Linked DNA regions of Mus musculus: region 2 is linked to region 1. The links are chromatin loops, found by intact Hi-C in ENCODE. Cell type or tissue: left cerebral cortex. All regions are shown on one strand.

Region 1 (8,000 bases):
TTTACTATCTAGAGACTATCCATAAGTTCTGTGACTCTAGAGAACCCTGACTAATACAATGGCTATACAAGCCTCAAGAAAAGGAACATGAACAAGGTGAACAGTAATTAGTATAGACATCATACTTAATGATTCAGGAATTCTAGATGATTAGTTTTGGCAATGAGCTCTACATGAAAAAGACTTGATTTCAAGCATGTTTTAAAATCAAATTCTTACTAAAATGTAATTTAACTTGAAAAATCATCATCATATTTTGTCAATAAATCTTAAAAGTCTATATATTAAAGTGCCTCTTCTTTTTGCCATTAGTCACAAGTGGTCCACACTTTACATCTATCACCACTTCAATGATATAATGTGTTCAATGGCTTTCTCCCTGGAGAATTACCCTGCAATTGACAATAGCAGAAAAACAACTCCAAACCCGCATGGGACACAACGTCTCTGTCAATCCATGTGCAGAGTGACTGAAGTTGTCGTGAGCCTTCCCTTATTCTGAGCTCAAGGCAAGAATTTGAAATGGATACTGACGTATGAAAGTGAGAGAATTAACAAGGGACTCTCAGTGGTTCTAAGGAGAGATGTATCCTCATAGGAAGGAAGACATAGGATGTTGGGCTGATTTTTTCCCCTACGATTGGAAACCATGCCACTATTGGCAGATAGTATAGCAGAGACAGATGGCCCAGCAGCTGCTGTGAAAGAAAAATGCCTTACTACTAGGTGAACCATGAAAAATAATGAGAAGGACAGAGAGAAAAAAACGTACACGCGCGTGTGCTCCCCTCTACTGTCACATTTTCCTGTCAGCACAAAACCAAATTGTATTCTGTCAGGTGGCAGATCGCAAACGAAGTGCTTTGATTTCCTCCACTGACTGCACATTTGGAAACTACCACCATTCTCTTGATAGAACTTGCTTTTCGTCTTTTGATTTTTGGCAAGAATGGCAGGGATGGGTAGCAACGGCGCAAGGGATACACGATGCCCATATATGGTGAAGAAGGTGCAATGACTGATCTTTTTCTGGCTCAATTGGTTGAAATTTGATATGCAGAAGTTGGCCAAAACTCATCCTGGTTTATTTTAGATACACCCCCAATTAGCACTGATTCATGGCATTTTTAACAGCTTGAAATGGAAATGTGACTTTGAGCTACCCAAAGCGTGCACACAGATGATCTTGACACTCACAGAGTTGGTGGCTAGAAGCCACCCAGTGTTTCATGCTGGTTGCTTTATTCCTCTCCTTTGGGTAATCGGCAACAGTGAGGGGCTATTGATGCCTTGGCTGGGCTGCTTCATTGGAGAGCTGCTTCAGCCTCTCTAAAAGAATTAGCCTCTTCACCGATGAGAATTCTAATGTTTGGAATGAATGAGGATCTACAAATGCTGAGCTCTGGCGTATTGATACACATGCAATTAATATATGCTTGGTAATTACTGCTGTGTCACTAATTGCAAATAGAAATGGGTCCAACTAAGTTGTGATGTACTGAGATAATAAAAGCAGGTGAATGGTATTAGAGATTGTTTCTGCTATTATTTGAAGATATTGGCTGGGTGAATACCTGAAGATGTTTTTGTCATTTTGTCTGGAAGAGCCGAATAAGGGCTGTAGAGTTACACTGACTAGCGGTTACCGAAAGGTTCCAAGGGTAGTTCTGGTAATATTCAGCCTGTCTCCTAGGCATTTAGGAGCACTAGTCATCCTCCCAGGTAAACCGCAATGTGCCCGTATAACTTTGACTTATGTGCAGGCATGCAGGATTCACATTCATTGCCAGCCTGAATCTTAACACAGAGTCTAGAAACAACTCAGGTATATCCCCAATCCCTGCACTTTGAGGAAGTCATCTTGTCTCTGTACTTCACTTTTTTCTTTCGATATTCCAGCCCTTGCCTTGTTAGAGTAAAGCAGGAAAGACTGTACAATCTGTGCGTCCATAACCAGAATCGGACTCTGGTATTTCTATTTGATCTATAAATAAGTGATTATAAATTATAGGCAATTATGGAATATAACTTTATCAGAAAGCTAGAATAAGCTACACGGAAACCATTTGGGGTGAGTCTTCCTGAGAACAGCCTGGAGCGCCTGTTCACTAGACCCAAGGCAGAGGAAACTTCAGGGTTGGTAGTCTGCTGGGGGTGGTGTCTGGCTGGCAGCAGGGAGAGGTGGAGGGACTGCATTCCAGTACAAGGTGGTAATCTCTGCTAAGGGAGCTACAGAGGCCTATGCTTTGTGACTTACTCAGTAGGTGGGAAATACCCATTGTTTAACACTCTTCGTACAATGACTAAGTATGATATAGCTTCCCACTTTACCTTGTAGAACTTTATTTGAAAATCTTAGGGAAAAACGTAATTTTCTCCAATTTCAGGAGAGGTTAGATAATGCTACATTACAGACTCTATCAGGGAATAGCAGTCTGTTCTTTAAAAAAAAAATACTTGGAAATTTCTTAACTAAATTTCAACATACCATTGGTATTTATACAAGAGACACTTAACCTGTTAGCATCACATGGCTGGAGAATTTCCTTCTTTTACCCACATACTGTATCCTTTTCACTTGAGAGGCCCTTATAATATGGTTTTCTTTTTATAGCTATACTGCAGCTTATATTTCCTGATTGAGGGGCTACAATATATCCCTAAAATTAAAGGTAAAGTAGGATGCAGGATAGGTAGGAGGACAAACTCAGCTGTTGTCTATATGTACATGGTGTAACTGTAACAGACACCATTCCAAAGAGGAAAAGAGCCACCAGGTACTTAAAATGGAGAAACAATTAGCCTTTTAAAATCCAATATTTTATTTGGTAGTTTTGCTGACTAAATGGCTTTAGTGCTCTGTTTGAATGTATCTTTGTGAATTGTGTGACAGCATGCTATTATTGAAATAAGTATCTCTAATACTATTTATGATCTGCATATCAAACAGCCTTTGTTTTGACAGATACACACACACATATATATGATATGTAAACACAGATAATAATGTGTATATAAATATATGTATATACACATAGTTTCTCTGTATTTGGGAAAGATAAATGGCAATACAAATAGTCTCCATAACATATGTTTGAAATGAATGACGATCTACAAAATGCAACTTAGAAAATTCCTATGAACTTGAATCATTCATATTCTCCTTAATTTCCATAATCTAACAGTAAGAACAAATCTTCACAGAACAAATCTTATTTCTCAGTCATCCCAGGTAAGATTGACAAATGGATACAATTGAAAATGTGGCTTTTTGAGTATTCTAAAGGCTTTCACAGGGGACAAGCTGTGGTTTTCTGACAGGGGGGACAGGAGCACAGCTTGCAGAGAACCAAACCCAAACTGCAAAGAAGAGCCTTATTAAGTAGGTCTGCCTGTCCAATGCCTGCTCACTCACAGCATGTCTCAGCATTTATCAGGCAGGATTGCAAACTAATCAGACTTAGCATCATTATAGAAAAGGAAGCTCTGTAGAGGAGCCTCAGAAACAGTGGTTGGATTATCTGAGTAACGTAATCGTTTCAGTTGATGAAATCATAAAAGTGAAGTGAATCTGGAAGAAATGAGTATTTTGCAACCAAGAAAGGAAACTGAAAATAAAGGTAAAGAAGGAAGTTAGAAGGAGGAAGAGGAGGAGGAGTGGGGCGGGGAGGAAAATAAACCTACGTAGTAGTCTCTTGGCTTTTGGGGTCAATACAGAAGCTAAAGGACATTGGAAAGGTTTTATTTTTTTAAATTCTAGCTTAACAATCTGAACATACTTCATTACTTACTGTAGTAGAAACAGTCTTCAGGCTAGGTCCAGCAATTCTGTAGCCTCTTTTTCTTATTAGATTCTTTTACTCACCTTCCATGGGAGTGTTGCTGTCTGGGCGATTTGCAAAGACCACATCCACGTATTCCAGTTGCAGCCTCTGGAGGGAGCCTTTCAGTCCTAGCAGCAGAAGCAGAAAACAGAATATAACCAAAGGCCCAAGAAGTCCAAATAGGACCACACTTAGAAAGTGCTTGAGTTTGATTTCTTTCAAGAATTTACTTAAAAACAAACACTGAGTTAATTACAAGAGTCCTCTTGAACAGGGCACAGCAAGACGATAGCAGCAATTGCTTACCTTCAGAAACATCAGTTGGAGTTATTTCCATATGACTAACCTTCACAAGAGTTAAACCAGAAGAAAGATGATAGTGTCTGGGTTTTAGTATAATAATGGAAAATGATGTTTGAGCAAGCCGGAGGGAAACCCTCCAAATCCAAGAATCAAACAGCCTAGAGAACCACAGAGGCTCTCACCATTCCCAGTGCTCCTAATACAGTTCTTTATGCTATGGTGACCCACAACCATAAGATTATTTTTTCACTGTTATAAATTGTAACCTAAATATCTGTGTTTTCCGATGGCCTTAGGCGACCCCTGTAAAAGGGTCACTTGGATCAAAGGTTGAGAGCAAATGGCCTAGAGAGAGACACTTTTTGGGAGGGGAGGGAGACTTGAACCAACCTCTCACTAGGGTGAAATTCAGTACTGAGTAGACTCCTCCACCCTGCCCTTGCTCCCAGGCTAATCTTCACAGAGAGTCTCTGGATCCACCCCAGAGCTAGGCAAGCATCTCTGACATTGGTGAGCTGGACCCGGGTTCTCACTTACACAATTGCTAACTCAGCCAGTATACCAGTTCTAAAGGTTGTAGCATCAGGTATGACACTACTTAACACCAATCTTGTTAGCCAAGGGATTACCTCCACTATTCACCTTCAATCTCAGGCAGCAAGTTCAAAGACATTTTATTTGCAAGTAACGTATGATGGAAAGAGGTATAGAACTTTTACTTGAAACTCAGTGCTGGGGCTGTAGATTCTTCCCATGAACAACACCCATGCAGAAAAGCCTGGATGTCACATAAAATTCCAGTTTGCATTGCCTGTACCTGGCTGCAGTGGTGTCCAGCCAAAGGGACGACATCACCAGACAGGCCATGGAAACATAGTTACACTGGACTCAGGAACCTAAGGGCTCCAGAGAGGCACCCAAACCTGGCCTTTTGAGCTGCATCCCTTGTGGTAAGGCTCAGGGCTGCTTAGAACCCTGTTGTTCCTGACTGCAGGCTAGTGATTGTAGATGAGGTGTTCGGTCCTGAGATTGGATCACCTTATCTAGGCAGTCCCCTAATCTACCACATACAGCGGTACCAATTGCAACAAACCTAAGCTAGGGATAGCAGAATAGCAGCACTAGTTTTGAATTTACTGGGACTAGCGCCCTCTAGTGTTGCAACCGTGGGCAATAAATACAGGCTCCAGAACGACCTTCTTAGAATTCCCAGGCCAGGCACCATTAAAGCCAAGTAGTGACAGCTGGAATACACGCCGAATGCTTCAGTGCATGGATGCTGTCAGATACTAACAAGCATCGAGAGCTTCCAGGGAGCTGAGATGTCAAAAGCCGATGATGAGGTGGTGGATATGTTGGCCTCTTGGACAAGAATTCAAAACAGTTATTTGATGGAAAGTCGTGAACTTCAAGAAGATACAGAGAAGCTGAGCATGGTGACACATGGCTGTACTTCCAGCACTAAGTATGTTGAGGCAGGAGGATTGCAACTTAGAAGCTTGTCTGAGTTAATGAGATCCTGTTTTGTGTAATGGTCAAGCAAGAGTTGGAGAAATAGTCTTTCTCAAGAAAGAACACACCAATTGGTTATCTAATACCAAATGGACAGCCCTGAAAATGTACATAAAAGTAACATTATGTAGGTTGTATTTATGAATGTAAGACTATATATATGTGTATGTGCATGTGTCTGTGTGTTTGTGTATGTGTGTGTATGTATGCATGTATGTGTATGTGTGCGTGTGTGTCTGTGTCTGTATGTCTGTGTATGTGTTTGTGTATCTATGTCTGTGTATGTGTGTCTCTGTGTGTGTATATGTATATACATATATATGTGTGTATATGTATATATGTGTATGTTTGTGTGTGTCTGTATGTCTGTGTATATCCATGTATATATGTGTGTGTCCATGTGTATATGTATGCATGCATGTGTCTCTGTGTGTATGTGTGCATGTATGTATGTATGTGTGTATGTATATATTTGTGACAACAAATAATGAAAAATAGAAGCCATGCATTTGGAAGAAAGCAAGGAAAGATGTATAGGAGGGTTTGAAGGGAGGAAAGGGTAGGAGGAAGTGACATAATTATAATCTCAAAAAATATGTATATGTACATGTATATGTATATGTATGCCAGAACTGGTCCAGGGGTGGATAATACATTAGAAATAACCTACTGAAACATGATCCTTAAAAGCACAAGAGAATCTGGGTGGTGGTGGTGGGAGCACACCCTTTTTCCAGCACTTGAGATGTAGAAGCAGACAAATATCTAAGTTCAAGGCCAGCCTGGTCTACAGAGGGAGCTCCAGGACAGCCAGGGCTACACAGACAAACCCTGTCTTGAAAATGAGAAATAAAAGCAGACAACAACCATAACAACAACAAAATAAAATCTCTGGAGAAACAATTGAGTAATCACCAGGAAACCTTGCTACAGAAAGTAAAATCATTTTTAGAACCTGTAACAACTCCTGGAGCTGAAATGCAGAGCAGATGAAGAGGGAACTGACAGCATCCACAGAGAATCCACCTAACAGCAGGGGCAGTGAACTTGAAGTCAAGATATTTGAATATATCCAGGAGGAAGAAAGTGAAAAGGAATGAGGAAAGCTCGCAGGGTCTCAGAACATCATGAAAAGAAGAGATACTCAGGTTTGGGGTTTCAGTGAGGGTTTCGGAATCCTAGAGTTAAACATTTACTAAAAGTAACAAGGGGATGGAAAGATGGCTTCGGCAGCTAATAAGTCTTTTCTTCTCTACCAGGGACCCCAGTTCAATTCCTAGCAGAGTTGGGTGGCATCTATAGCCTGTAACTCTAGCTCCTTTCTGACCTTGACTCTTCTTCCCTGCACATGTGGCATCTACTCACACAGACACAAATACATATGCATAAATTTTAAGAGATAAAACTTATAAAAATATAATAACATGCTGAGAAAAAGTGACAGTCTAGTGCTCAGGCCTGAACAGGACATCTCTACCTCCTCTCTGATGCTCCAGGATCGTTATAGACAGAAGGGTCAGAAAGTATACAAGAGCCGGAAAGGCTGTGAAAGGCTAATTTCTGGGTATGCCACGATCAATGCAACTGTGATTTCCCAGCAGCTGAGGCTGTCTTGTATAACACTCGCCTTGACATCAGTTAAACATGGATAAGGGAGGGGCTCGTGGGCCCTACCCCTCCCTACTGAACTATTGGCTACTAGTGGACTCTGGGAGAGGCTCAGCCATTATATTTCATTGTATACCCATGTGTGACTCACACATTATCCCATGACTGCCTTAGTGAAACTCAGGGTGTCACAAAACAAAACAAAACAAAACAAAACAAAAGGACCAGAATTTGAGAAAGCGACTTGCAGCTAGAAGGGAGTTAGACAGAGGAAGAGGAAGATGGGAGAGGAGGAAGAGAGAGTAACCCGAATGTATTATGCAATGCATTCGTATAAAATGCGTTATCAAAGAACACATTTAATAAATAAAGTATATTAAAAACTGGTTTTATAGGAATAAGCATGATTCACACATAGGTTTGTATATACATAAAAATGTATGACGATATTAATGTATTTCCTAAAAAAGATAGTAACAAAAAGCTTTCCAAACCTAGAGAGAGAACCAAATACCCAGATGGAGGAAAGTCAAAGGTAACAGATGTGATTTAACCAAATCTACCCCAAGTTGACATGTTATAATCAGGTCTCAAAAGTTAAAAGAAGAGAATTGTGAAAATAGCAAGAGAAGAAGGAATGGAGGGAGGATGTGTAAGAGGAGGAAGTGGAAGGATAGGAAGGGCTGATATTGGGTTGTAAAGTGAATACATGATAATAGTAATAGTAATAACTAATAATTAATAATAATGGCT
Region 2 (8,000 bases), 210 kb after region 1:
CCTCACACCCACGAATGACTGAATCCCTCGGGCCGGGATAATCACTCCATATAGACAAAGGCACATTTGGTTGCCTCAAATAGGAGTATCCCCTTAGTGCATAGGCCTACAAGAGTGTGTCACAACAGAAAATTCCAATATCTACTTGCTAATTATGGTACCTTTTTCCAACTTGAAGCTATTTCCTAAGCCTTGGTGGCTTCTGCATTTGAGGACTGGTGTATAGAGTTCTGGTGTATAGAGAAGGTGGGCGATACATTATTACTGACTGAATGAATACTGTTTCAACCCACAAAATTCCTATGACAACTTTTTGTTTAGCAGACACTTCAGATTCTGAAGGAATAGATGAACAAGATTCCTGGATCTCCCGACCTCCAATTCCCCTCAGGATTTTGTGACTATTACTAAAAGCTCCAATGTGGAAACTGTCTTCAAGAATATGAGCATTATAATCATAAGTCACCAGTAATTTACTGTTCTTGCTCATTCCACCAGTCTCTCCCCAGATTCTGTAGACAAGCCAATCACATTCCTTATTGCACAAAATCACTTACTATTTATTCTTAACAATCACTCAGTGCACTCATGTTATATTCTAGATGAAACAATGTAACAAAAACATAACTCAGGCAACAAAAATATTCCCACTATTTTGGGCAAGCACACAGTAATTGTCCCACTCCTCTATCACCTAAGAAAGCCTGGCATGCAGATGGCACTTTCTCACATGTCTTATATGTCTCTCAGTCTCAGTAGAATTTAAAAGCTGGGAGCTGGATTCACACATACATAAAGCACCTGTCCTCGATGGAGTGGCTCTGAATGAGAAGAGGAGTGGAAAAGAACCATTATGTTTGGTTACCACAAACTCAAGAGTGCTGAAGAACCCAGATGATTGTTAGTGAAGAGCTGTGCTTAGCTGCAAGGGAGGAGAGACATCCAAATGAGTGGTTCCCACACCGACCTTCTGGGGAATTCGACAGTTACAGTCCAATCCAAGTTCAACTGTGTTGATAGGAAACCTTAACAGAGAGCCCCTGACTGCAATAGCCCAGTAAGACCAAACTGTTCCATGACAATCCCCTGCAAGACAACTATGAAGGTGTGACCACAGACAGGAGGGGTGTGACTTTTAAACTTCTGCCTTAGGGGAAAACTGTTTATTGTTCTCTCAAACTCTGCAGGCCCCCATTGGAGCCACCTCACCCTGATGTGTCTTGCTCTTGGACTCTGTCCAGGAGGCAACAGCTTATCTCCCCCAGCAGCTTAGCTATTGGCCCAGCAGCACCTACCATGCACAGGACTAAGGCTACATCTGTGCCACAGCAGCTACACAGAAACTGCCAGAGAACTAGAGACCGAGGTCTCATTTGGAGAAGTCATTGGATGGGGCCGTCTGTCCATCAGAAAAGCAAAGGAAAGAAGAGGGCTCACAATGCTGACACTTGGAGGGAATGGACCACAGTCAGGGGGTTCATTTGGTGGCTTGCCCTCACCCTGCAGTTGTGGCCCAGAGCTACTGCTCTGGCTGGCTTCCCAGTCTGTTGACAGGTTTTCTTTCTCAGTGGCTTGAAAACATCAGAAGGACAAGAAGACTTGCTGTTGCAGTGGGAGGCTTCCCTTAAATCTGCAGATAAACTTTCATCAAGGCCAACTTCTCTAGAGAAGTTTAACGGCTTACTTCATACAGACAGCACAATCTTAAACGTACAGTATTTTAATTGTCCGGAGTTCATCCATCTTATCCTAAAATCTGGTCTCTAGCAAACGAGGGAGAGAAAAAAGGAAAACAATGACCAGTTACACCTGCAAATGAGAAGAGCCGAAGACCTCGGAGGATGTGTCAGCTGCTGCTCTTCTTTGGGTCCCTAAATACTGAGAAGTGCAGAGGAACTACAGCGGGGCTACGGAGCCCATGGCCAGAGTGCTGATGCAAAGCAAACATAATGAAGTGGCAGGGATCGCATTATGGAACGGAGAACTGTTTTTACTACAGGAAGATTTCTATCTACGAAAACAACCAATTCAGTTGTGATACAGGAGACAGGGACACAGACATTCACCGGCACTGAAAAGCTGGTCCCCTGTATTTAACAACAGTCGCACTTCATTCACTTCAGGCAGTAATTTAGATTTCAGTACAGCAGTGTTCAGTCTCTAACACCGTTGTAGGTGTTTCTTGCTACCACAAACCTTCCTTAATAAGAGCTGGGCTTAACATGTTCCCTCGGTCTCTCAAAGGGAAGAGTGCAGCGTGGGATGGGAAACTATTCTGAAAAGCATAAGCGTAGAATCGACAGCCTGTGCATCAAGCAGGACAAACACTTCTGCTCTTGACAAACTGTCCTAGTAGAAAAGAGTTCCTAGCTCTTAGGTGTGTTTTCTCCGCTCTCTGGAACTCATTATGGTCCTAAGGTGTTCGTAACACTTAGAATATAAAAAAATGGGCCACATCTTAAAGATCGCACTTGTGCATGCACAGCAGCTTGGCCCTTTTCAGCTCTCCCCCCACAAAAGGCTAATTTCAAAGCAAACACCTGAGAATTCTAAATTAAGCAAACAAGCGCTGAGTTAAGTCACTTTCAAACAGGAACAACTGCCTGGCTGAACCGTCAAAGAACACAGAAACCCCGGGCAGAGGGACCTCACCATACCTATATTTCATGCCAGTCTGCTTTGCGGTGGACTCTTTGAGAGAAATGTGATGCTGAGGGGTGAAGGTCCCCAGGCTGCGAGCGATGATAGCGACAGTGCGGAATTTGGCCCGGGCTGCGTTCACCACATTGGGGGCGTTGGAGCTCTGCTTGCTCAGAAGTCGGTCCTCACCATTTCGACTCTTCAAATTGTGCTCTGTGCAGGCTATGGAGACTTGCATTGCTTCCCAGGACAGAGCAAGGTCCTCTCAGAACCCCACAACACAGGCGGTCGGCAGAGGGTGAGCAGTTGGGGGGATTTCGGCTGTCTTTTAACCCCTCTTGCCCCCCTTCCTGGATGCCTTCAGAGGAGTCCCAGCAGCTGACTTCAGGACCCACACAGTGGCAGAAGAGGCTGAGGGGCAGGACAGAGTCCCCGGGACCCAAAGAAGTAAACAGCCAAGCTGGAAGTTGCCTCGGCAGCTGGAGCGCGAATCAGCCTCTCCAATCTTCCCAGGCTGTGATCTCGGCTGATTAAACAGCCAGATCCATGTGGTCAGGAGGCTGGTGCAGAAGCCTAGAGCTGAGCATTCATGGTGACTGCACACAGCCCTGCCTGGAGCCAGTCCGAGGTGCCTGAATGCAGAGGGCTGGTTTCTGGGCGCTGGCTCAAAGCAACGCAGGCATACCGCAAGATGCGCTGCTAGCACCCTCTGGATCACAGGCAGGAGGCTCAACTGGAGAGGAGCATCCCAAGAAGCAGCTCACAGCAAGCAGGACCCCGCGGACCCGTGGTCTCCATCCACTATGCCTGCCAACTACCTCGCTCCTGTGCTTAGGAGAATGCGGAGGTGGAGGCTTCTCAAGACCCCTCCCCACTCATCCTCGGGCAAAAGCTGGGTCTCCTGAGCCAGCACTTACTTGGTTAGCGACTGCATAGAAGAGCTGGGAGGTCCCTTTAAGGAGCGCCTTGCCTTTGTGTGCAGTGGGAAGGAAAGATCACTGTGACCACTCCTTACTGGAACAGGACTGGGAGGGCTGTTCCATCAGGGGGCTCTGCCTAGATGCCACCAAATTTTGCTGCAGCGCAGGAGTTGAAAAGGCTGAGTTGGGGAGGCTGAGTGGGGTGCTCTGAGAACAGCACACTACTGATTAACACGTGAATGCTCTTCTGACTTGCTGGAACACAGCTTGGAATTCAGATATTAGCCTTGTCAGGGTTCATATCCCCTCTGCATGTTATTTCTTATGCAGATAAGTTAGAAGTTTCCTGAAAAGCCACAGTGCAGTCTGGATGGAGTGGGGTCTGCTAACGTACTGCAAATTTATTTAAAATACCAGAGTAGAGACGTCTGGGATGCTGCAGGGAGCAATGGGTCCTCCCCGCTGGAGGATACAGGTGGGGGTAGGTGCAATGGGGGAGAAACAGGTCAGGAAAGTAACAGGATCCATATATATTGTCATGGCCACAGGGATGGGCAGCAAGAAGTTCTGTGAGCTGAGCCTGAACCCATATAAGATGCATTTCTTGTTTGGCTGGATGTTCCATTCAGAGCAACTGCTCAAGAAACCTGCTCAGACCAAACTATCAATTAGTTGATAATTCATCTCTCCATTTGAAGTATGAGAGAAATAACTCGTCCTATGAATTTGGTTAAATTATATCTTCTCCAAAAGCTTCTTTCTAAATGTGATCCCCAACAGACCCCACTGTCAAGGAGGAAGAAACAACAAACGCTATTTGTGAATCCATCTCTGTTCTTGGCAATAGAGATCAATATGGAGGGAAATTTAGGAAGCTGTGTCTCAGTTCGTAAGGAGCAGGCAATCTGGGTGGGAAGGACAAAGCACTCGGTCTTCAGAGACTGATTATGTTGAAAATCATACTCTATGTGTCCACGGGAGTGGTACCCACACTAAGCACAACAGAATGAAAAAAGAATGAATTTCAGGAGCCTGGAGAACATTTCTTCATTTCGATCCATTACAACACTTCAGTGGAGCTTCTCTTATAATCTGACTTGGCTACTGGGACACATGACAATGTCCAGAGTTTCAGGAAGCACACGAAGACTCAACAGCCCTCCCAAAGGTATGGACTCCCCTGTGGCAGGACCCATGGGTCTGATCTGATTATCAGGAGTACAGGGAAGCATGTTCACGGATGACATAGCCTGCCTGTATAAATTAATAAATAAAACAGCTGCTCTGGCCACTTCTGCCCAAGCAAATGAAGTTGCAGAAGTGAAATCCTCAAGGAGACTCTGTGCTTGTGTTGAGATCCACTCAAGATATTATTACTCTTAACAACTTTGAACCTGAAGATAAGATTTAAACCACATTGTGGCATCCAATTCTTGATCCTCTATATATTTTCACTCTTTCCCTTAGGAAAATCAGTATGTTCATTAACAGAGGATATTTAGGATGACTGAGGGTGGCAGGGTTAAGTGGGCACCTCTTCTTTTCACCCAGGCAGGAATACTGGGACGTACCTTTCTTTAATCTTTGGAATAAACAGTGGGTAGAGAGGAAGCAGATCATAGGAACCTTTATTTTTGCACACTAAGCCAGCTCATCGGAGATGATCAACGTGAATTGGGAAAGCAGTCAAAATGAGAAGAGGAAGAAGTGGGAGGAATCAAAAGAAAGAGCTTTTAGAAAAGGAAAGTGGGAAAAAAGCAGGCTGGGAACAACAGAGGGAGGTGATGCCCTTCAGACCCGAGGGGTCAGGAACCAGGGACTTTAACTTGGCCACTGGCTTTGGGGGAGGGGAGGTGGGCAGGGGTTCAGCTGAGAGTGCTGCTGGCTTTATAGGATGGACTAAGAGGCCTGGATATATTAACCAGTGTGGTGTTTAGCTTTATTAAGGGGCTAGCAGAGAAATGCCAAAAAGCACAGCATAGCCTAGATCAGGGAAAAGGTTATCTGAACAAGACATACAAAGTAGAGCATTTCTGACCCCAATAGGACCACACAGAGTGCTTGCTTGTTCTATGGCAGGTGCTCAATCTATAAATAATTGAGAGGTGATGAGGAAATAACGAAGAGGGAGAGGGGAAGGTGGGTTGGATGGGGGAGATGCCTTTTCCTGGATAAACTCCATTCTTTAAAAACAACCACCAAAGAAAATCCTGTGCATTCACTTGGAAGCTCAGCCAGTTATACTGAAAAGGAGTGAATGGTAGCCCCACAGTTTCCTCTGCTCCTCTTGAGTGTGGTCCAGTGTCCCAACCTTTGGGACATGCCTCATAGAGAATCAAAGATCTGAGGCCAGAGGATGCTCACAGTGCAGGCTTCTTTCTTGTTGACCACAGTGAGCCTTTCATCTCTGATACCACACAGGCACTCTGACAGGCAAGCAGCAGCCCCATAGTTTCCCCAGACATCCTCATACTTCCCAGAATTAAGGGACCAGTCGCTCTCAGGAGCCTGGAAGCTAAATAACAGTTGGCTGTAGAGTGCCCATTCCTAATAAGTTTGCTAGCAGGCCACATGCTAATTAAGCTGGGGAAGTTAGACTTACAATGTATGTTCCTTTACTGTCACACACTATGAGAATTTCAGGCTTAAATAGACACACAAACCTGCATATAGATAGATTTACATAGATACACACATATACATGTATAGATATAGTTATGGGCTAGATTATCTCATCCCAAACTTCATGTATAGAGGCCCTGTCTTTGCCGCCGTGTGTCAGAATGTGACTGTATTTGGAGACAGTCTTTAAGACATCATAAGTATAACGAGGCCATAAGTTTGAGCATCAACCAAATATGACACATGTCCTTATAATAAGAACCAGGGCCAGACACGTGAAGACACAGAACAGAGGACCATTTACCAGCCCAGGGCAGAGTCCTCAGAAGAGGCCAAGCTTGCTACTATGATCTCAGACTTTCAGTCCATAGAACTAAGAGAAAATATTTTTTTCTCCTGTAGCTATTCAGCTTCTAGTACATTATTGTATAAGGCTGCTTTAATACAGGCAGGAAATATAATTTATATCTATAATAATATTCATAAGAAACTATTGGAGCATACTAACATTTAAGCTTCTAAATGTCATTATTAGTCACAATGAATGTCACTAGATATACTCCACACATCCCAAGCTGTCATTAATGTTCTATAGGAGAATGGTGAGTTCCAGCCCAGCCTGAGTGACCACAGCATACCTCTGTCATAAAAACCAAAAGGTAGAAAGCAATCTATAGATCTGCTCTCTAGGAAGGGCTGCTGAAATGTACCCTGGAGAAAGACCCACATGCAATCCCTTTATTCTGCTTCATAAAGTCATGCAAAGTTCTATGTGGTTGCTCTTTTTGTTTTTTAACTAGCAAACATTAATTATAAAAAGAAGTAAGTGTCATCGTAAGTATTTGTGACATAGTGTGGTAACAGTCACCTCCAAACACCCTTTTACTGCCTCTCTCCCACTCCCCATCCTTTCTGCTTTCATGTTATACAAAACAAGTCTCTATTGGAGTAGTAGCAGCTGTTAGGCACATTTCATCATTTCCCTTGGGTCTACTGATCTCCTTTGCTTATTGATTTTCCTTTGAAGCGCTTGCTCATATTCCCTAAGACGGGAATCAGAGACATCCTTAAGCAGTGGAGAGAGCACCACACCAGTAGACAAAGCCCAGTCATGACATCTCACCTGTAACTTAGGAGTAGCCTTCAGCTTCCTCTCACTCCTTTCCTTCAGCTGAAGCACTTGTGGGGGTGGGGTGGAGTGGGGTGGGGTGTATGTGTCTACATATCTTTATTCTGAAGACCTTTTGCTGCGTGTGTTCTGTAGATGTCATGACTCTATCCCTAAAGTCATATAGCACAAGACTAAAGTACTGTATACTCTTTAGTTTGGCTAAGATCTCAATGGGTTCCTATTTATTACCTAGAAGTCAAGTTTTAGCACTAGAATCAACCATATTGGGTCTTGGTAATAGTGATATTTAAATGCAGATTACAGGGTGTAAAATTTGTATCCCAGGGCTTTTTGTTTTCATGGTCATCTCAAAGTTCCTAGAACCACCCTGGAGACTTGACAGCAGATGTGCGAGTTGCAGCTAAGCATGATGCTCCTTCTTCCTCTGCCTCTTCCCTTTCCTTTGCTACTGAACAGGATGCTTATATTCTTGGAACCTTGGTTTCCTCACAGAGGCATAGTGACATAAGGATGTGGCTCTCCAGAGGCACTGCCCAATAGGAGCTGCATTCTCTGGTTGAGGAAGCACTCATTCCAGATGACACAGGCAGAGTTCGGTTGTAACTGAAGAAGCCTTCCTCTGGACTGCTGTGCATATAGCTCCTCACTTCAGAAGGACTTCACATACCCCCTCCTTTGAACACAGC

What was found. Peaks named below come from ENCODE experiments on the same cell type or tissue, not always from the same donor. Only the 100,000 strongest peaks of a DNase experiment are listed, where the experiment ranks them.
Region 2: a loop joins it to region 1, with 1.9 times the contacts of the local background. A loop is called at or near these places in 4 of 42 quality-filtered maps.

The regions. Positions count from the first base shown.
Region 1 is chr3:65,315,371-65,323,370 of GRCm38, reverse strand. Kcnab1 (potassium voltage-gated channel, shaker-related subfamily, beta member 1) reads right to left here. Exons shown (of 14, transcript NM_010597.5): 8 at 3,866-3,952. Among named protein-coding and RNA genes, the nearest start is that of A330015K06Rik, 17 kb to the right of the region's middle. In left cerebral cortex, CTCF peaks have their summits at 3,933, 5,291 (motif pointing left) and 6,439; DNase peaks (open chromatin) are centred at 703, 3,940, 5,279 and 6,421; H3K4me3 peaks cover 208 bases.
Region 2 is chr3:65,104,650-65,112,649 of GRCm38, reverse strand. It overlaps Kcnab1 (potassium voltage-gated channel, shaker-related subfamily, beta member 1), which reads right to left and starts at 3,636. Exons shown (of 14, transcript NM_010597.5): 1 at 2,658-3,636. The coding sequence starts at 2,878. In left cerebral cortex, a CTCF peak has its summit at 3,351; DNase peaks (open chromatin) are centred at 2,829, 3,332, 3,558, 3,977 and 2 more places; H3K4me3 peaks cover 3,729 bases; H3K27ac peaks cover 3,066 bases.